Linked DNA regions of Homo sapiens: region 2 is linked to region 1. A link is a loop called in an ENCODE intact Hi-C map of the cell type or tissue named here. Cell type or tissue: heart right ventricle. All regions are shown on one strand. Links, peaks and the distances in the headings refer to the core of each region. The heading gives the core; the rest is flanking DNA. Region 1 holds the start of ZMYM4-AS1 (ZMYM4 antisense RNA 1). Region 2 overlaps ZMYM4 (zinc finger MYM-type containing 4).

What was found. Hi-C counts contacts between places; a loop is a spot of excess contacts. Peaks named below come from ENCODE experiments on the same cell type or tissue, not always from the same donor. Only the 100,000 strongest peaks of a DNase experiment are listed, where the experiment ranks them.
Region 2: it touches region 1 in a loop (2.0-fold over the local background); 3 of 110 quality-filtered maps call a loop at or near these places.

What each region holds. Positions count from the first base shown.
Region 1 is chr1:35,364,117-35,374,867 of GRCh38, forward strand. It overlaps ZMYM4 (zinc finger MYM-type containing 4), which reads left to right. Exons shown (of 30, transcript NM_005095.3): 6 at 5,913-5,997; 7 at 6,256-6,511. ZMYM4-AS1 (ZMYM4 antisense RNA 1) reads right to left here and starts at 1,961. Exons shown (of 2, transcript NR_046659.1): 1 at 1,850-1,961. In heart right ventricle, for the core only: no CTCF peak of the experiment used is centred there; a DNase peak (open chromatin) is centred at 6,305; H3K27ac peaks cover 1,120 bases.
Region 2 is chr1:35,315,547-35,326,297 of GRCh38, forward strand. ZMYM4 (zinc finger MYM-type containing 4) reads left to right here. Exons shown (of 30, transcript NM_005095.3): 2 at 9,814-9,859. Among named protein-coding and RNA genes, the nearest start is that of ZMYM4-AS1, 45 kb to the right of the region's middle. In heart right ventricle, for the core only: no CTCF peak of the experiment used is centred there; a DNase peak (open chromatin) is centred at 4,635; H3K4me3 peaks cover 553 bases; H3K27ac peaks cover 4,731 bases.

The DNA.
Region 1 (10,751 bases), core at 1,337-9,336:
CAGAATTATAAAATGTGTTATCAAATACTGAATATGAATATGAAGTTTCATCATGATTATGGGAAGAACTTCCCCAAAGGCTTACTCCCTGATTGATTGGACTTGAGAATTAAGCAGTAATGTGAGTAGGTCCTGGGCATAAGATCCAAAAGCATTCTTTACCCTGACCCCACAATAAGGGACTTGTAGTATGTGAGTGGATAGAGCTAGGTTTTCCCTGAGGAGTCCTTTTTGTTGTCAGCAATACCAGTCCTATAGGATCAGACCTTTGATAATTCTTCTAGAAATCCCCCAGAGCAGCTCTCATGTTATAAACTAGATATGTGATTCTTTCCTTCTTTTCTTTTTCTTGTCTTTTCCACACCCGTCTCCACCTTCCCTCCTTCTTTTAGAAGAGTATTGCCTTTCAAAATTGCATAATTTATTACTTTTATTCATTTCCCATGGACTGGAAAAGAGAACTCTAGTGTATTATATTATTAGTCTCAAAAAAGTACTATTAGCCTCTCATAAAATACTGATAGATTTTACAGTTGTGGTCAGTGTTTACTTTTGACCATCAGTTACCAGTAACTTCTTTCATGGTTCAATAAAATCATAGCTTTAGTTTATGGCACCTTTTCAAAACTTCCTTTGGCTTTTCTTTGTGCTTAATTTAGGTAGTTTTGCTTTTAGCTCACTTCCTAATTCTCTTTTTTACACAATTCATTTTGGTCCTAATTTCTTTACTTTACTATATAAACAAGGTGCTGAAATGTGTGTGTATGTATTTAACTTCCTCTACCCATTTGCTCTTGGTTATTTCTTCAGTTATGATATTCTGGATTTGCCAGTCATTGTCCGTCCTCCTGCCTCTATTACTGGCATAATGTCATTGGGTCTCACAGTTTCATTTCTTCATTCTAATTCTATTGCATGTTTCTATAATGTTTTCTGTAGTATTTTTACAGTTACAGATGCTTTTACACGTACTGTGTTGCTTAATTCGCCTAACAACCCTGTATAAGATGGCCAGAGTAGAGGATGTTAACATTTATAGGTGAGAGAGCTGAGAGATATAGAGATTTAGTTACTCAAGCCCTCATGGCCAGGAAGGAGCCAATCTGGGGTCATAATCAAAGTCTTTTTTTTTTTTTTTTTTTTTTTTAGTCTACCAATCTTTCTGTAAATAAAAGTTGTTTAATTTTAAAAATACCAAGGGAAGGTTTCAAAATAGATACTTTAAAGAGAGCCAGAGACCTCATTTTCCTCTTTTGCCTTTTCCATAGGGTCTAAAAACTGTACATTCAGTAAATACTACATTAAAGTCATGATTTCTTTTTCTTCTTGTTCATAATAATAGAGGACGAGCTAATGTGTAGTCTCTCATTGAAAGAACTCAATTAAAATGGGAAAGCAAATGAACTAATTGTCATAATAGTCATTCACACAGTTTTGGAAAGAAAATGTAGTAATTCAAATGTTGGGGCTCTTTTAGCCATATTGAGTTAATTTGGCAATAGAAACTGTGTTATTCATTTCTAAAATACTTTCATGGGATATTAATATTGATCTTCATTTGTAGTAAACTAAGAAGGTAAAGGTATTGGTAAAGGAATTTTTTTGTGTTTTGGCATGTGTTTTTCTGCTTCTGAAAGCTTTTGGGTTACCAATTAGATATTTACTTCTCAGAAAATATTTATTAGTATTTGGCTACTCATTGATTTGTTTATCAAATACTTGTAAAATTAGTGATCATGGGAGGATCCAAACATAAACCAAACATGATTGTGCCTTGAAGGCATTGTGGACCATACAAACAGTACTTAAGATGTATACTATTTTACTATATTACATAAATAATACGTACTCAAGGCTAAAGGAATCCAGCAGAAGTTTGCAATAGCCATCACAGAGACTAAGAGAGCTGACTGCAGACCGTTAATGTATGCCAATGAGTATTGGTTGTTTCTGGAGTTTTCTGAGATTAAAATAAAAATATTTAAGGAAATTTTCTTTAATACACTATATAATGAAGGAATGTCATGATTAGTCGATGTTAGAAAATCTTTTAATACATATATTTCATCAGCAGGTCAAATAAGGGTATCTGTAATAGTCACTTTATTAGATGCCAAAAGACATCTCATGTAATTCAGACATTTCTTAGAATAGATTTTTTCTTGATCATAGTAAGGAACTACTACTTCAGATCAGTAACAGTTATTGAAGTTGAAGTAAAATGATGGAAATCTTCTGTTAATATTACTAAAAGAATACAAGTTGCGGATGTCATCGTTATTATTTAACTCTTGTTGGATTTTTACTTCAATCCATGTTAAAGAAATTAGAAGAAAAAATAATGGAAAAAGGGAAATAAAATTATCACTTGCTATTAAGAATATTTATGAAAGAATTAATAGAATTCATGAAAATTTAGTGGAGTACCTAGTTGAATTATACCAATACTTCTATAAATAAACTTCCCAGTTAGATGATATAATGAAAAAGATACACTATTCCCAGCAGCAACTAAAAAGTACTTATATCAAATACAACTTGAAATAATGAAGAGACCATCTTTTTAAATGTAAGAAATATGTAGATGTCAGTTATTTTTAAATTAAGATTTAAGGCCAGGTGCGGTGGCTCACGCCTGTAATCCTAACACTTTGGGAGGCCAAGCGGGGGGCGAATCACTTGAGGTCAGGAGTTCAAGACCAGCCTGGCCAACATGGTGAAACCCTGTCTCTACTAAAAAATACAAAAATTACAGAAATTAGCCGGGCGTGGTGGTGCATGCCTGTAATCACAGCTACTCGGGAGACTGAGACAGGAGGATCACTCGAGCCTGGGAGGTGGAGGTTGCAGTGAGCCAAGATCGCACCATCGTGCCCCAGCTTGTGGGATAAGAGTGAAACTCCATCTCAAAAAAAAAAAAAAAAATTGAGATTTAGATTTGATGCAATTCTGATGAAAATATCAATGGTTAGGTTATGAAGTTTTGTAGAAGAATAATAGGCATGCACATACACACACTTATTACACATATATTCTAAAAAATGGATGGAGAGGTTGAATGTGGCAAATGCTGTTAAATGGTTGAACATCATACAATTAATTAATTTTTTTTTTTTTTAAAAGACAGAGTTTCACTCTTGTTGCTCAGGCTGGAGTGCAATGGTGCAATATTGGCTCGCTGCAACCTCTGCCCTCCCACCACCCTGGGTTCAAGCGATTCTCCTGCCTCAGCCTCCTGAGTAGCTGGGATTACAGGCGTGCACCACCACACCCCGCTGATTTCTGTAATTTTAGTAGAGACAGGGTTTCACCATGTTGGCCAGGCTGGTCTCAGACTCCTAACCTCAGGTGATCCACCCACCTCGGCCTCCCAAGGTGATTGGATTACAGGTGTGAGCCACCACGTCTGGCCATAAGTATCCTACAATTAGTTTCGTTAGGATAGCATGATATCATAAGATTAGTCAGACTGAAAATGATATAGAAGAGATAGCCCAAAAACAGACATTATTTTTTAAGAATTTGATATATTTATCAATGGCAAATGAAAGGAATTCACTATTTAGAGAAAGATAAAGAGGTGGGCATGGTGGCTTATGCCTGTAATCCCAGCACTTTGGGAGGTTGAGGCGGGTAGATACTTGAGGTCAGGAGTTCAAGACCAGCCTGGCCAACATGTTGAAACCCCATCTCTACTAAAAATACAAAAATTAGCCGGGTGTGGTGGCAGGCACCTGTAATCTCAGCTACTGGGGAGGCTGAGGCAGGAGAATCACTTGAACGCAGGAGGCAGAGGTTGCAGTGAGCCGAGGTTGAGCTAGCCTGGGTGACAGAGTGAAACTCTGTCTCAAAAAAGAAAAATGTTCATTATACATCAAAATGAGTAAATTCCAAATGGACTAAGGCAGGGGTTGGCAAATTATCAGTGGTGGGCCAAATCCAGCGCCCCCCCCCCACCCATTTTTTTTGTTTTTCCACCCACTGCTTTCATAAATAAAGTTTTATTTGAACATTGCCACATTCATTCATTTACATATTATGTGGGTGCTTTTGCTCCACCAGAGCAGAGTTGAGTAGTTGGGACAGAGACCATATGGCCTGCAAAGTCAAAAATATTTGCTATCTGGTCCCTTACAGATAAAGTTTGCTGATCCCTGGAGTAAATGAATGTATTATTATAAAAATGAAACTATTTTCTTATTCTTTTAATGTGGAAATAAAACTTTGTAAGAGATAGAAGAAATCACAAAGGTAAAGACTGTCAGATTTTTTTGGCACAAAAATGGAAACAAATATATAAAATTTTAACTTAACGTACATATTGAGGAAATGTTGATAACAAATGCTACTGAGAGTTAATAGTGTTCCATTATAATGTACTTTTTGTAAATGAACATTAAAAATAGCTGCAAATTGAAACAAAGTGGGAAAATACTTTTAAATGGTGTTTTTTTCATAAATTACTGGAGTAAATATAATTAAGAACATTTTTTGGGGAGGAAAACAACCTGTCATTATGTATCAAGAACCTTTACTATGTACCTTTTTACCTAGTAGTTCCACTTCAGGAATTCTTTTCTTAGGAGATAATCCTAAATATGGGAGTATGAATATTCACAGAGATATTCATCGTGGCATTACTGATTGTACTGAATATGCGGAAACATTAAATGGACCAACATTGTGTTGTGGTTATAAAATCTTGGTGCCATTGGAGCCGGAGGCAGAAGGAAAAAATCAGTAATACTGATTTGGTATTTATTTAAAAATTTGATATTTTGCTCTTCATGGACCTTGCATAAATTTGATTTTTAAAAATACTGTGTTAAAATATTATCTTCATTACTGAGGTTTTTGGTGCCCCCTTAATTTTGTACCTGAGGCATGTGCCTCACTCACCTCATCCCAGTCACATCTCTGTGTAATGTGTTATGTTTCTTAAATAATACATATTTGTATTTTCAAACTTGAGTAATGTGCCGACAACTCCCCATCACAAAAAAAGGAGATATATCTGAGATACTCCAGAATTCCAAGAATAAGTGATCTTGCAGAGTTTTTGCATGTTTCAATATGATAAACAATATATTAAAATAAAAGTTAAATCTATTATGTAATGATTTTAGAATGCAATTGTATAATTGTAAAAAGCAAACAGCACTGAAAGGTTGTAGTAGAACTCAGTTATATGGTGGTTACTCATGACTTAAAATACGTGTATATGCACATAGAAATCATTGAAATAAAAACAAAATTTAAACAGCATTCTTTTAGAATTTTCAGACTATGTAGACCTCAGGGATTCTTGGACTTCAGTTTTAGAAACACTGGTATATTTAGCCATTAGAAGTAATTTTGGAGTAATATATACTAATATACAAACGTTCAAATGATTCAAATGAGCAAAAAATCAGTTTATAAGAATGGTATATTTAATATAATTACAACTTATTAAGAAATAAAACCTCTGCATTGAGGAGGGGAAAAGACTGGAAAGAAATATACCCAAAGAATAACAGTGATTGTTTTGGGGTGATTAAAATATGATTAAATTTTTTCTTATTTTTATTTATCTAAATTTTCTATAGTGATTGTGTATTACTTTTATAATAAACAGTAACTTATAATACTTTAATAAAAATAAAATTAAAGATTTTTCAAAAATAATAAATACTTAGTGTCACAGACTAAGTAGATACTTTCATTTTTTTCTGTCTTACACTCCTAGCATATACATATTTTACCTATATTTAATTATAGTTTGCTTGCTGTTTTGTACTTTATTATTTCTTACTAATGTTTTAAACATTTTCCACCTCTATATAGTGGTAGTAAAATGTCTTGAATGTCTGGATGTCTTTAGGTATTTATTCTTTTCTCTATGTATTTATTTATTTTTTTCTTCTTTAAAGGAGTATAGTCATGGCCAACAGCAAAAAACTCAAGAGGGGGAACTGAAAATTAGTGCTGTGTTTTCAGTCAGTGGCAGCCCTCTTGGTAAGAAACAGACCTGAATAAATGGATTGTGTATGTTCTGACCAATATGAATGAGAAGAAATTCTGCTTGTATTAATAAACCAGGCAGCTCTCTCTACCCACTTAGGATGCCTTTAAATTGTATATTGCATAATTACTGTTGGGTTTCAAGACTAGTTCTAGAAGAGAAAGAAAGAATGTCTACTTAAAATTCATGGTAAAAAGTAAAACATTTTTTTCTTTCAATTTTTTTTTTTTTTTTTTTTTTTTTTTTTAAAGCTCCACAGTTGACTACTGGCTTTCAGCCCTCACTGGCGTCATCTGGCATGAATAAAATGCTTCCTTCAGTTCCAGCCACAGCTGTTCGAGTTTCCTGTTCTGGTTGTAAAAAAATCCTCCAGAAGGGGCAAACTGCTTATCAGAGGAAAGGGTCTACTCAGCTATTCTGCTCCACACTGTGCCTCACTGGATATACAGTTCCACCTGCCCGCCCACCGCCTCCTCTCACCAAGAAAACTTGTTCAAGTTGCTCAAAGTATAGCAGAATTCTAAATTATCTTTTTTGTTTCTTTCCTTTCTCTTAACATACTTTGTTCTTAGGTCATGTATTACATTTGATATTCTACATTTATTCCTTTTTTTTTTTTTTTTTTTTTTGAGAAATACCACATTATTTTCTGTCTGCTTTCAGTTGTTGCTTTTCAGTCTTCCAGGTGCTAGGTGCTCAGCTTGTTTTTTAGCTTTCAATAATGTTACTTTTATGTATTGTTTTTGAAACCAGCTCTCCCATCCTTGTTAGTTGAAGTGCCTGATATAACAAAAAGTGCACATTTAGGGATATTGTATTACAGCAGTATTTTATAACTATAGGCAATAGATATTTAAATCCAACAAATATTTTAAGTTATATTTCCTGTTATGTAATTTGAATTTCTTTAATACTTTTCTTCTTAACCTTAAATGGCTTCCAGTGTGTGTGTGTGTGTGTGTGTGTGTGTGTGTGTGTGTGTGTGTGCGCACATTTATTTATTTATTTATTTTGAGACGGAGTCTCGCTCTGTTGCCCAGGCTGGAGTGCAGTGGTGTGATCTCGGCTCACTGCAAGCTCCGCCTCCCGGGTTCATGCCATTCTCCTGCCTCGGCCTCCTGAGTAGCTGGGACTACAGGTGCCCGCCACCATGCCCAGCTAATTTTTTCTATGTTTTAGTAGAGACGGGCTTTCTCTGTGTTAGCCAGGATGGTCTCGATCTCCTGACCTCGTGATCTGCCTGCCTCAGCCTCCCAAAGTGCTGGGATTACAGGTGTGAGCTACCGCGCTTGGCCTATATTTTTATTTTCTCAATGTCTCTGAACTACCACATTGTGTCCATTGGAATGTTTAATAACAAAAAAGGGGTATGATCTTATGACTGTAATAAGGTCATCCTGATATATTTGAGGAATACACAATAACTTTGACTAATTTTATGATTGTTAGAAACAGTTTAAGTCAGAAAAAGAGGAATAATGCTCTTGTTCTGAAACACTCTATCAGGCTACTCAAACCATGATTCATTTATTACTTTAGGCGGTAATGTTTATAGTTCCTCACACAGATGCTGCACTTTGTCTGCCCGGAGAGGAGAAAAAGATACTCCTCCTCCTAGTTCAGTTAGATAAGAGATGTTTAAAAGAAATTTAAATATGGTTAGAAGTTTTTCTGGAAGTTACTGATATGCACATCGTTTATGCTTCATTTTTTTGAAATGACCGACAGGGTAAATTTTGGTTATATTTGAGGCAGCTTAAATATATACTGTAATTTATATATACAAATGTAGATTAGACTTCAGTTTTCTTTGGAATCTCTATTTTTATTGTAAAATTGCCGCTATTTAAAAGAACAATAGAAACTTCTGCAACTTTTTGTTTTGGGACTATCTTTCAAGCTAATTACACATTCTTTTGAATAGCTTCTGTGCTATCAAATTTTTATCTCCTGAGTGCTTATTTACTGTTCACATGTGGCTAAAAGCCATTTAGAACCATGTATATTGATTAAAGTGCAGATTAAGATATTTTATATCAATTTTTGTTCAAAAATGAAATTTGATTATATAAGATTGGTGCTTTTGTGACTTTCAATGCCTTTTGTGAAGGAATTTATAAAAGGGAATTTAAAAAATATATCTTTGAGTTATGTTGTCATTGTTAGAATAATAATTATACCAGGGCTATTTTGAGTGATAGATTTTGGCTTATTTCTTTAAAAATTTATTTCATTAGAACATAAACCATGAGGAAGTAGTTGGGAAAGGTGTCAGGGAATGTTGGTTAAAGGATACAAAATTTTTTAGTTAGAAAGAATTGAAGATGTATTGTACAATATGGTGACTGTAGTTAATGATACATTGTATTCTTGAAAAATGGTGAGAATAGATATAAAATGTTCTCACCACAAAAATGGTAACCAAGGAAAGCATATATTAATTAGCTAGATTTAGGCATCGCACAGTGTGTATGTGTATACACACACAGACACACACACACAGGTTGAGTGTCTCTTACCTTCAATGCTTGGGACCAGAGGTGTTTCAGATTTTGGATTTTTAAAAAGGTTTTGGGATATTTGCATTATATCTACTAACTGATTGAGCATTTCTAATCTGAAAATCTGAAATTTAATGCTCCAATGAGCATTTCCTTTAAACATCATGTTGGCGCTCAAAAAGTTTCAGATACTGGGAGCATTTTGGATTTCTGGATTAGGGATACTCAGCCTGTTCTTTAAAATATGATGTTGTGGCTGGGCGTGGTGGCTTGCGCCGGTAATCCCAGCACTTTGGGAGGCTAAGGCAGGTGGATCACTAGAGGCCAGGAGTTCAAGACCAGCCTGGCCAACATGGTGAAACCTCCATCTCTGGTAAAAATACAAAAATTAGCTGGGCCTGGTGGCACATGCCCATAATCCCAGCTACTCAGATGGCTGAGGCACAAGAAACACTTGACCCTGGGAGGTAGAGGTTGCAGTGAGCCAAGATTGCACCAATGCACTCCAGCCTGGATGACAGAGTGAGACTCTATCTCAAAAAAAAAGAAAGAAAATTATGTTGTACACATAGTAAATACATATAATTTATGTCAGTATAAATAAATATATATATATGCATATATATATATATACACACACACCCACACCCCCCACAAGGGTAGGAACTTTGTGTATCTACTTCAATATACCCAGCACAGTAAATGCTTAATAAGTATTTGTTGAATGGGAGAATTAATGATCTTAACTTTTTTTTTTTCTTTTTTTTTTTTGAGACCGAGTCTCGCCGCTCTGTCGCCCAGGCTGGAGTGCAGTGGCGCAGTCTCGGCTCACTGCAAGCTCCGCCTCCCAGGTTAACGCCATTCTCCTGCCTCAGCCTCCTGAGTAGCTGGGACTACAGGCATCCGCCACCATGCACAGCTAATTTTTTTTTTTTTTTTTTTTTTGTATTTTCAGTAGAGATGGCGTTTCACCATGTTGGTCAGGCTGGTCTCAAACTCCTGACCTCCTGATCCACCCACCTCAGCCTCCCAAAGTGCTGGGATTACAGGCGTGAGCCACCGCGCCCGGCCCTGCACGGCTAATTTTTTATATGTTTAGTAGAGGCAGAGTTTCACTGTGTTAGCCAGGTTGGTCTCGATCTCCTGACCTTGTGATCCACCCGCCTCAATCTCCCAAAGTGCTAGGATTACAGGTGTGAGCCACCGCGCCCAGCCCAATGATCCTAACTTCTAAAAAAGCTATACTTACTACTTTATAGTTATAACTTATGTAGTAAAATTATTTAGTAAAAAGAGACTTTATACTGCTTGAATTGTAAAATGTACTTTTAAAAATGAGTACTTAGGTATATATCCTGTCTCTAATTTCTGTATTCCAGTATGTTCATCATGGGATTCTTTTTTTTTTTTTTTTTTTTTTTTTTTTGAGACAAGAGTTTTGCTCTTGTTGCCCAGGCTGGAGTGCAATGGCACGATCTTGGCTCACTGCAACCTCCACCTCCGGGGTTCAAGTGATTCTCTTGCCTCAGCCTCCCGAGTAGCTGGGATTACAGGCATGCACCACTATGCCCAGCTAATTTTTTTGTATTTTTAGTAGAGATGGGGTTTCTCCATGTTGGTCAGGCTGGTCTCAAACTCCCGACCTCAGATGACCCACCCGCCTTGGCCTCCCAAAGTGCTGGGATTACAGGCATGAGCCACCGTGCCCGGCACTCATCATGGGATTGTAAGACTTAAATCAGTTTGAAGATTTTAATTTTTATAGTTTTTTTTCTGTTTATTTTGCCATGAAATCATTCACATAATAACTTCATGTTTCTTTATTTAATTCTTACTCTAGGGATCAACAGTCTTTAAAATTTCAGTGATATTTATCCTTTTATAATCATAGCTATAGGCTGGGCATGGTGGCATGCACTTGTAGTCCCACCTACTCAGGAGGCTGAGGTGGGAGGATTGCTTGAGCTCAGGAGTCTGAGACTCAGCCTGGGCAACATAGTGAGACCTGGTCCCCCCCAGCTCCTAAAAAAAGTCAGCCACATCTCCGTCTCAAAAAAAAAAAAAAGTCAGTCATAGATTTTTTTTTTTAAAGATTTATCAGTTATTTTCAAAATGGCTATGGAAAACACGTAAGTTTTAAAATATGCCCTCTTTCTCGTTTTAAAAAATTATTACTATTGTCCATACATGTTACTCTTTTCATCTAGATTTATCATGTTTCTTTGGCCTCCAGTCTCTGGTGTTTG
Region 2 (10,751 bases), core at 1,138-9,137, 49 kb before region 1:
TGAACTAATCATTTTGTTTAAGTAACTTTACATAAATTTTGAAATGAATAAAAATGCGAAAAGAAGATGTATTTGCTTCTTTTTTAAAGGAAGAATTGTTAATGTCTTAAAAAGTCAGGCTCACCCCTGTAACCCTAGCACTTTGGGAGGCTGAGTTGGGAGGATCGCTTTAGCCTGGGGGTTTGGGACCAGAATTGGCAACAGTGAGACCCTGTCTCTACAAAAAAATAAAGAAAAAAATTCACTGGATGTACCTGTAGTCCCAACTACTCAGGAGGCTGAGACGGAAGGATTGCTGGCGCCCAGGAGTTCAAGGCTGTGGTGAGCAAAGATCATGACACTGCACCCTGGCCTGGGTGACAGAGTGAGTCCCTGTCTGGGGGAAAAAAAAAATTATTATTATTTTTTAAAAGTCATTTAATTAAAAAGAAATACTTTATGTATAGAGAATTAGACCTACTTTTTATAGTTTTCTTAACAAGTATTCAGTGTCCATTATATAATACTAATTCAAGTTTTTAGTTTATGCCTAGCTTGAGAGTGAATTGTGAGCATTAAATTTGAACGTTTGGAAAGAGTTTTTAGGATTATGTAGCCCAACTTTATTATATATTAATTATATGGGTTGAAGAAATCGAGTCCCAGAGGAGTGAAGTTTCTCCCTTAAGCTTTGTTTGTTAGTAGCAGAACAGTGACTAGACTATTACAGTATTGAAATTAGTAGTCCTTCTCAAGACCTACTGTGTATTTGGTAGCAAATGTGTAATAGTAAGTTAGTCCTCACTTTTATTTTGTTCTGATATGCTTGAATTTCAGTTGCCAAGGTTTAAATGCCAGTTCTCTAACAACACAGTTCATATTTCATTTACCATAGTGTGTTAACTGTGAGCAATTGCATAAAGTATAAACTTCAGTGCTAGCTCTTGTGTTAACAAATCACTATGTAATTAGCAGATGTCTCACGAGCAGTGACTAATCACATCACTTCTTTCAGAGTCTGTGTTGCAGTTTTTCACTCTGCATCTATTATTTAGTTCATACACAGACAGCAAAGTGTGTAGTTGTGTTGCATCCTTGTCTCCCAATTATAAACTTATGTGACATTTTATGAAAATGGATACTCAAGAGGAGAGAATTTGCAAAAAAAGATGAAAGTTCAGAAAAGGAATCAAAAGTGATAACACAGGAACTGAAAAATTAGATGTGATTAGATGATCCAAAAATGGTGACAGGCAAGTGAAGATAGGACAAGAGCTAGGCCTGCATGTAGTTACAGTATGAACTATATTGAAAAAATTCAATTGGTGGCTCACGCCTGTAATCCCAGCACTTTGGGAGGCTGAGGCGGGCGGATCACCTGAGGTCAGGAGTTTGTGACCAGCCTGGCCAACATGGTGAAACCCTGTCTCTACTGAAAATACAAAAATTAGCTGGGCATGGTGGCAGGCGTCTCTAACCCCAGCTACTTGGGAGGCTGAGGCAGGAGAATCACTTGAATCTGGGAGGTGGAGGTTGCAGTGAGCCGAGATCATGCCATTGCACTCCAGCCTGGGGGACAAGAGCGAGACTTCATCTCAAAAAAAAAAAAAAAGTTAAAGTGCTTCAGCCAGGCGTGGTGGCTCACGCCTGTAATCCCAGCACTTTGGGAGGCCGAGGCAGGTGGATCGCCTGAGGTCTGGAGTTCGAGACCAGCTTGGCCAACATGGTGAAACCCTGTCTCTGCTAAAAACACAAAAAATTAGCCAGGTGTGAAGGCGGCACCTGTAATCCCAACTACTCAGGAGGCTGAGCCAAGAGAATCCCTTGAACCCGGGAGGTGGAGGCTGCAGTAAGCTGAGATTGCGCCATTGCCCTCCAGCCTGGGCAACAAGAGTGAAACTCTGTCTCAAAAAATAAATAAATAAATAGATAGATAGATAGATAGCTTTATCACGTAATTTAAATAAATTGTATAAAATGTAGTCAATTTGGCTAGCATTCAGGCTGAATCATTGAAGTTAGTTGTTGCACTGAAAGAAAACTAATTACAAGCCAACCGAAGGACTTCTTGTTGCCAGTAAAGGCTGGTTTGATCATTTCAGAATGGTCATAGATTGTTGATAAGTTTTCTGGTAAAGATGCTAGAACAGATCGGGATGCTGCTGTGAAATTTGTGCCCAGATTCCAGAGATTACTTAAGGCAGGTAATTGTGATCATCAGCTATTTAACATGTTGATGGGATAGGTCTTTTTTGGAATGCAGCCCATCATTAACTTATGCAATGAAAGACATAGGATCTTCAAGTGGCCATAAAGGGGAGTGTGTAGATATGTCACCTGAAGAATTCAGTGAAGACAAACTTACAAACATAAATGAGGAAAATGTTGTAACAAAGAGACGAATGTCATAGTGGAAGTAATACTGGTACAAATTTCACAGTAACACAACTCGTTGAGATACTCAAAAGATTCAAAGAGCAAAGGGTATAATTTTGGAAGCCAATTCAAATTTAGAAGGGATTATGGCAGTTTTTTTTTTTTTTTTTTTTTTGAGACAGAGTCTCACTCTATCACCCAGACTGGAGTACAGTTGCGCAACCTTGGCTCACTGCAACCTCTGCCTCCCGGGTTCAAGTGATTCTCCTGCCTCACCCTCCCGAGTAGCTGTGACTACAGGCACGTGCCACCATGCCTGGCAATTTTTGTATTTTTAGTAGAGACAGGGTTTCACCATGTTGGCCAGGCTAGTCTTGAACTCTTGACCTCAGGTGATCCACCCACCTTGGCCTCCCAAAATGCTGGGATTATAGGGGTGAGCCACTGTGCCCGGCTGACAGTTTGTTAAGGCATGGAAAAGTTGCTTATTCTGTATCACAAGTTACATAGGAAAAGACAAAGGCAGGCACTGTCTACTCCTGGTAGGGTTTTTTGTTTTTTTGTTTTTTAATTTGAGGCGAAGTCTCGCTCTGTCACCCAGGCTGGAGTACAGTGGCATAATCTCGGCTCACTGCAACCTCCGTCTCCCAGGTTCAAGTGATTCTTCTGCCTCAGCCTCCCAAATAGCTGGGATTACAGGCATGTGCCACCACACCTGGCTAATTTTTGTATTTTTAGTAGAGACAGGGTTTTACCATCTTGGCCTGGCTGGTCTTGAACTCCTGACCTCAAGTCATCCGCCTGCCTTGGCATACCAAAGTGCTGGGATTACAGGCATGTACCACTGTGCCCAGCCATACTCCTGGTAGATTTTTTACAAATAAATAAAACCCTTTGATTCTCACATTTTAAATTATAACGTAGTAAGCAAATATTAGTTATACAATATTTTTTCATTTCCCTACACATTTAAACTGACACAGTGTTTTTGTTTTTGTTTTTGAGACGGAGTTTCGCTCTTGTTGCCCAGGGTGGAGTGCAGTGGCATGATGTTGGCTCACCACAACCTCCGCCTCCCGGGTTCAAGTGATTCTCCTGCCTCGTGAGTAGCTGGGATTACAGGCATGGGCCATGATGGCCAGCTAATTTTGTATTTTCAGTAGAGACAGGGTTTCTCTATGTTGGTCAGGCTGGTCTCGAACTCCCGACCTCAGGTGATCAGCCCGCCTCGGCCTCCCAAAATGCTGGGATTACAGGTGTGAGCCACCGTGCCTGGCCAAACTGACAGAGTTTTTAACGTTTCAAGTGTTTTGACAAAAAAAGATCATGGAACAATTTTAATTTTTCTCTTTGATCATTAAGATTGCTTTGCATGGTTTCAGCTTGCATAGTCGTTTTTATATTTCTGCGTGGTAGCTGCCTGTATAAAAAATATAATATCGCTGGGTGTGGTGGCTCATGCTTGCATTCCCAGCACTTTGGGAGGCTGAGGTGGGAAGATCACGAGGCCAGGAGTTCAAGACCAGCCTGGGCAATATAGCAATACCCAGTCTCTACAGAAAATTTTAAAAAATTAGCTGGGCGTGGTTGTGCACACCTCTAGTTCCAGCTACTTGGGAGTTGAGGTGGGAGGATCCCTTGAGCTCAGGAGTTTGAGGCTGCAGTGAGCCATGATCATGTTACTGCATTCCAGCCTGGGCAACAGAGCAAGACCCGTCTCAAAAAAATTTTTCCAAAACAAATTTCTCACATTGAGAAACTTGAAAAAAATGATTGTAAAAATCATCAGGATTAATACATTTGAAAAACTAAGGGACATCCAAATCAGAGTAGCAACAGGGAAAGACTAACATTACTCATTGTGGCGGTTGAAGGAATAGGAATAGGATTGGACATTTGATTTGGAGTGGTCTGTTGAAAGTATACAAATTATTTGAAACTTCAGTGGAAACTTTGGGAGTTTTGGAAAATTTAAAGTACACTCTATGGTTAAGTTTTTTAAATAAACAAGTTTCAAACTGCTTATTAACTAATAGAAATGATTCTTTTATTTAGCAAAGACTGAGTTTTTGTTATATTTTACGCAGTGTTGTAGGTGCTAGGCTACTAAATACAGAACAAATAAAAATATCTTTGGGCTAGTGTGATACTGTGATATAATAGGAAATACATATTTGGTTTCTGCCCCAGGTTCCTGGCACACAGCTCCTAAAACTGTTGGAATCTCTGAAGTGATAAGTGTGGATTGTGTACTAATGAGTGACTTGGGCTTAGGGCCAGGCCTTTCCATAGCTTCAGCATGGGGCTGGTCACCAAAAATACCAAGACATGACTAGAGGGCTAAACATCGAGTTGAGCAGCAGTGCCAATGATTTACTCAATCATGGCTGCATAATGAAGCCTCCATAAAAACCCCAAAGGCAAGGTTCAGAAAACTTCCGGATTGCTGAACCACACAGAGGTGCTGGAAAGGTGGCATGCCCAGAGAAGACGTGGGAACTCCATGCCTCTCCCCAGCATGTATCATCCTATGCATCTCTTTCATCAGGTTGTTCACCTGTATCCTTTGTAGTATCCTTTATAATAAACCAGTAAATGTGTTCCCCTGAGATCCATGAGCTGCTTTAGCAAATTAATTGAACCTGAGGTGGGGGTTGCGCACACCCCAAGTTATATAGCTGGCCAGTTACAAGGTCAAGTCACAGCCTGGGGCTTGTGATTGGTATCTGAAGTGGGAGGCAGCCTTGTTGGACTGAGCCTTCAACCTGTGGGATCTTACTCTTAATTCTAGGTAGATAGTGTCAGAATTGAAGTGAATTATAGGACACACAGTTGGTGTCTGCTAGATATTTGGTGTGTGATGAAAAAGTCCCACATATCTGGTCACTGAAATGTTCTGTGTTGCGAGACTGTTATAGCAGAAAAATAATCTTTTGTTTGTTTTTTTCTTCAGGGTGCACTTTTGCCTGCCCTGGCTTTGAGAAGTGTAGGATTTCTAATCCTTTATAGAATCTTGATTTCATTTAGGTTCTATTGAAAGAAACTAACTAGATTGTTTTTTGTTTTTAATTTTTAACATTATTCTAAAGGTCTTTATATAAAGCGCTCCTTTTTATTGATTTTGTGTTTAGTCTCCAAAGTTGGATTAAAACTCAAGGTTTGTATAACCCCTGTTATCTGTCAGCAGGTTGGTCTACAAAAAGAATGGGATATGACCTCATACAGCTTCAGAAACCTGTATGGGTACTTGATTCTTTATAGCATTCCCAACTTGGGAGTAAAGTTATTATAGTTGTTACACAGTCACATTGGTCGTAGTATCACTAGGAAAGAGCTGTGAATTCTACTTTGTTCGGGAAGTTGGGTGTGTGTGGGTTGTGTGTGAGATTATGGTACCATAGAGGAGTAGCAGCTTTAGCTTGAAGCTGAGTATATGTTTACTATTGAATTAAGACTGGAAAAGCTTAAGCACTGTGCACAGTGACCCAGATGCTTGAAACTACCTGAAAGGTTGGGTGAGCAGCTATAGGTTATTTATCATGGCTGGAGCATTTGCTTACAGGATGGGGATGTAATGGGAATGTGAAGGCAGGAAAAGATAAAGCTGTAGAGGAAATTAGGGCTAGATTTTGGAGAGTCTTATATATCCACAGAAGTTTGGACATTTTTCTTGGGAGACTTTCAGAGCTGTGTGTGTGTGTGTGTGTGTGTCCTTCCCCTTAACCTCTCAGTACCTCCATTTCTTCACCTATAAAATAGAGGTGTTAACAGTACCTACCTTATGAGATTTTTGGGAGATTAAATTGGATTAAATCATATAAAGTACTTGGAAAAAAAGTGTCATAAACTGGGCATGGTGGTGTGTTCCTATAATCCCAGTAACTCATGAAGCTTAGTTGGAAGGAATTAAATTTTAAAAAATTAAATATTTAATTTTTTTAACCTAGTGATCTTTTTTAACCTAGTGATCCCACTTCTAGAAATTGATCCTACAGATATACTCACATACCTAAGCCATATCATATGTATACAGATGACAACTGCAATATTGCATTTAAAAAAAAAAAAGCAGGAGGCAACCTTAAAATGTTCATCAGTATAATATAATAAGAGACTGTGCAGCCACTGGAAAGAATGAAGTAGATCTCTGTATAATTTTCCAAGATATACTATTGGGTTTTTTAAAAACAGGGACATTTCTATGTCTCTCTTCATTTTGTATCTTTACCAGTCTGAGAGAAAATGGTATCTCAATTTTGATTTTGGGTAAGATTGAATGTTTAGTGCTTGTTTATGTTCTTTGATCACTTTCTATTGGGATAGTACTCTTTAATTGAGTCCAAGATTGCTTTATACATAGAATATTAACCATTATTATACTACTACTACAACTTTTTCATTCATATTACCTTTAAGCTTTTCCAAACAATTTTTTAGAAATATAGTCAAACTTTAAAATCTTTTTCATGAAGATCTCTTTTTCTGGTTAAAAGACTTTTCTATCTTCTAGGGCTTTTATTTTTTTTTCAGTTTATTTTTAACTTATCTGGGATTAATGTTGATGTGAAGTAGTGATTGTGATCCAAATTTTTTCACCTTAAATGGTTGTCATCTTCTAGTTCTCTTTTTTCCTTTAGGAGTGAGAATAGATCATTGGGTTTAGCAGTGTGGAGGTCGCTTATGACCTTGACGAGAAAAGTTTCAGTAGAAATAGTGCAGGCAGAAGCCTTACTGAAGTGGGTTCAAGAGACAGGTGTCGTAGGCAGCATGTATAGACAACTTTTTTTTTGTTTTGGTTTTGGTTTTTAGATGTAGTCTTGCCCTGTTGCCCAGGCTGGAGTGCAATGGCGTGATCTCGGCTCACTGTAACCTCCGCTTCCCAGGTTCAAGCGATTCTCCTGCCTCAGCCTCCCAAGTAGCTGGGATTACAGGTGTGTGCCACCATGCCCGGCTAATTTTTTTGTATCTTTAATAGAGATGGGGTTTCACCATGTTGGCCAGGCTGGTCTTGAACTCCTGACCTTGTGATCCACCTGCCTCGGCCTCCCAAAGTGCTAGGATTACAGGCGTGAGTCACCACGCCTGGCTTTTTTGTTTTGTTTTTGTTTTTGTTTTTGAGACGGAATCATGCTTTGTCCCCTAGGCTGGAGTGCAGTGGCACAATCTCGGCTCACTGCAACCTCCACCTCCTGAGTTCAAGTGATTCTCCTGCCTCGCAGCCTCCCAAGTAGCTGGGATTACAGGTGCCCGCCACCACGCCCAGCTAATTTTTGTATTTTCAGTAGGGATGGGTTTTTGCCATGTTGGCCAGGCTGGTCTTGAACTCCTGACTTCAGGTGATCTGCCCACCTTGGCCTCCCAGAGTGCTGGGATTACAGGCGTGAGCCACTGCACCCGGCTGGACAACTCCTTTGAAGAGTTCTGCTGTCAAGGGGAAGAGAAAAATGAGCAGTAGCTCTAGGGGGATAGAGAGTCATGAGAAATATTGTATAAGATGAGAAGGAATAATAGCATCGGGCCTTGGGACAGTATTGTTCAAAAACAAACTGTTATTAAACAATGGGATTCTTCTCAGTGTAGGCAGATGCTTTCATTCTTTGGCTTACAGAGTGACATTTTTCTTCGTTTTTTGTTTTTTGTTTTTTTGGTGTTTTTTTTTTGAGACAGAGTCTCGCTCTGTCGCCCAGGCTGGAGTGCAGTGGCACGATCTCAGCTCACTGCAAGCTCTGTCTCCCAGGTTCATGCCATTCTCCTCATTCTCCTGCCTCAGCCTCCTGAGTAGCGGGGACTACAGGCGCCCACCACCATGTCCGGCTAATTTTTTTGTATTTTTAGTAGAGACGGGGTTTCACCATAATTAGCCAGGATGGTCTCGATTTCCTGACCTCATGATCCACCCGTCTCGGCCTCCCAAAGTGCTGGGATTACAGGCGTGAGTCACCACACCTGGCCCAGAGTGACATTTTTCATTTCCCATTTCCCTTTCATTCTAGAGCCTAGCTCATTGACTGGAATGGTAGGTGGAGTGACCTTCACTATTAGTTTGCTTTCCTTTACTTTCCAATGTTTACATAGTTGAATTTCAAGTTAAATGTGTTTATAAATTACCTGCACTATCATTTAAAAAATTGCTCCTTTTGTTTTCTTTTGGAATTCTGATATATTTTACCAGGATGTATCCTTTTTTTTTGTTATTTCTTTGGTATTTAGTGGGCCCATTCAATCTCAGATATGGTATTTATATCTTCAGTTCAGGGAAATTTTTTTCTGTTATCCCTTTCACCATTATTTTCTTCTTTGGGGGTACCTTTGATATTGCTGTTAGACTTAGTGCTTCAATCCTCCATGTCACATAAATTATCTTTTCCAACTTTTTGTCTAGAGATGAGGTTTCACCATGTTGGCCAGGATGGTCTTGATCTCCTGACCTTGTGATCCGCCCACCTCAGCCTCCCAAAGTGCTGGGATTACAGGTGTGAGCCACTGGGCCCAGCCAAGAAGTTGCTTTTTTATAAGTTACTTGTTTCCTTCTGGAGTGGTGGTTCTGTTTGTTTACCTTGAACTTTCTCTTTCACATAGGTTTCTTTTGGAAACCTGGGATCTTTTATTTTCTCTTCATATTTATGAATATCAGATACTACTGATTACTATAGCTAGCTGTTGTGTTTCCTCTACAGTTATGTAGGTAGCTAGGTAGTTCTTTTTTCCTTAAAAGTCTCTCCCTTGAATGGGGTGGCTGATTCTGGCTTCTTACAGTAGGCAAGGTTTATCAAGAAGCAGCATTTCTTGTGTTCTTGCCTCACTGATGAGTAACAGGCAGGGAAGCAGGAACCTCCAAAGTAAGGAGGCCTTCAGAGACTCAGAGTGAAGTGTGCCATTTTCTTTAGTTCTTTGGTGGAGTTACCGGTGCTTTGCTTTCTTTTCCCTCTGTGTTTAAAGATCTGAAATTACCTCTGACATGGCTCTACTTCTGTCTTAGGCACTAACGTACTCAGTAGGAACCATCCCTATAACAGGCCTCACTTTCAATTTAAGAGCAGCATGTTTTTGGCTTTAGCTTAAGAGCAAAAGCTGTTAATTTTTCTGTTCAGTTTTGATGGGAAGTTTTACATAGTTCTCGGTGTTAGTAAGTTCTTATGAAGCGTTAGCTGTGTTTACTGTTATTAAAATATATATGATCATCTCTTTTGTGACATGAATGATTAAAAAAATAAGTAGTTGTTTATAGTGAGAGGATGTGATTTATCTCTTAGTTTTTGGTTTGGGGCTTTGGTCTGAGAACTACTTTGGTTCATCCTAAATTTTATTTTACTCTATTTGGCAATGTTTTTGTTTATATTGTGCACTTGTCATTTGGGTTGAAAATTACAGCTCCTTGGGGAATAGGGAGGGATACCAAAAGAATGTATGATAGAAGATATGATGGTAATGTTACTTTTTCCTTTTTTGCTTTTCCAGTTTGAACAAAAAAGTGGTGCAGTTTTTGATGAAATTGTAGAGAACTGTAAGTACCATTTGAGAAAAAACAATCATGTCTTTAGATAGAAAATGAATGTTAATCTAGATGTGGTATTTAACTATTACAGTGTTTAGTTAGGGCTGATTTATGTGATGGTTCAATCTGATTTAGTCTAGATCTCATCACGTACTGTTCTTTCAGCAGGTTAATCTGAATTGTAAGAATCTTATTCTTTTTTTCAATAAATATTTTATTCTCATAGTTATCATATTAAAATATAGCCATACTTCGTGTCTATATGGAAGATTATACTTACCACTATTAAGGGTTTCTACTTGGGTTAAGGTCTTTTATTTTCTTTTAAAATTCTTTTTGTGTTATCGTATTTTTAGAAATAATTTGTTTTTTATGATTATAAAAGTAATACATTCAATTTTACAATACAGAAATGAATAAAATAGAAAGTAAAAGTCTTTGTCATTACCATTCTCCAAAGATAACCAGTTTTAAAAGTTTAACATATATATCTTTCCAGACTTTTTTCTATGAGTGTATATAGCTATACATGGTGTATGGAGATTTATATATGTGTGTAGGAATCATAGATACTGTTCTTGCTTTTTTTCATTCAACTGCGTAGACATCTTTCTGTGTCAATGGATATAGACCTGTTGCACCCTTTTTAATGGCTACTCAGTATTTTATTGTATGGCTGTATAATAAGTCCTCACTAAATGTTGTTGATATGTTCTTGGAAATTGTGACTTTAGGTGAAATGACATATAATGAAACCAATTTTACCATAAGTTTAAATTGATAGAAGTAAGAGTTAAGTTCCTGTGGCATATTTTTAGTCACAAAAACACCATCAAACTTCTAAATAAAGATCTGAAACACTTCTAATATTAAACATTGAAATAAATGTGAGCTATACATG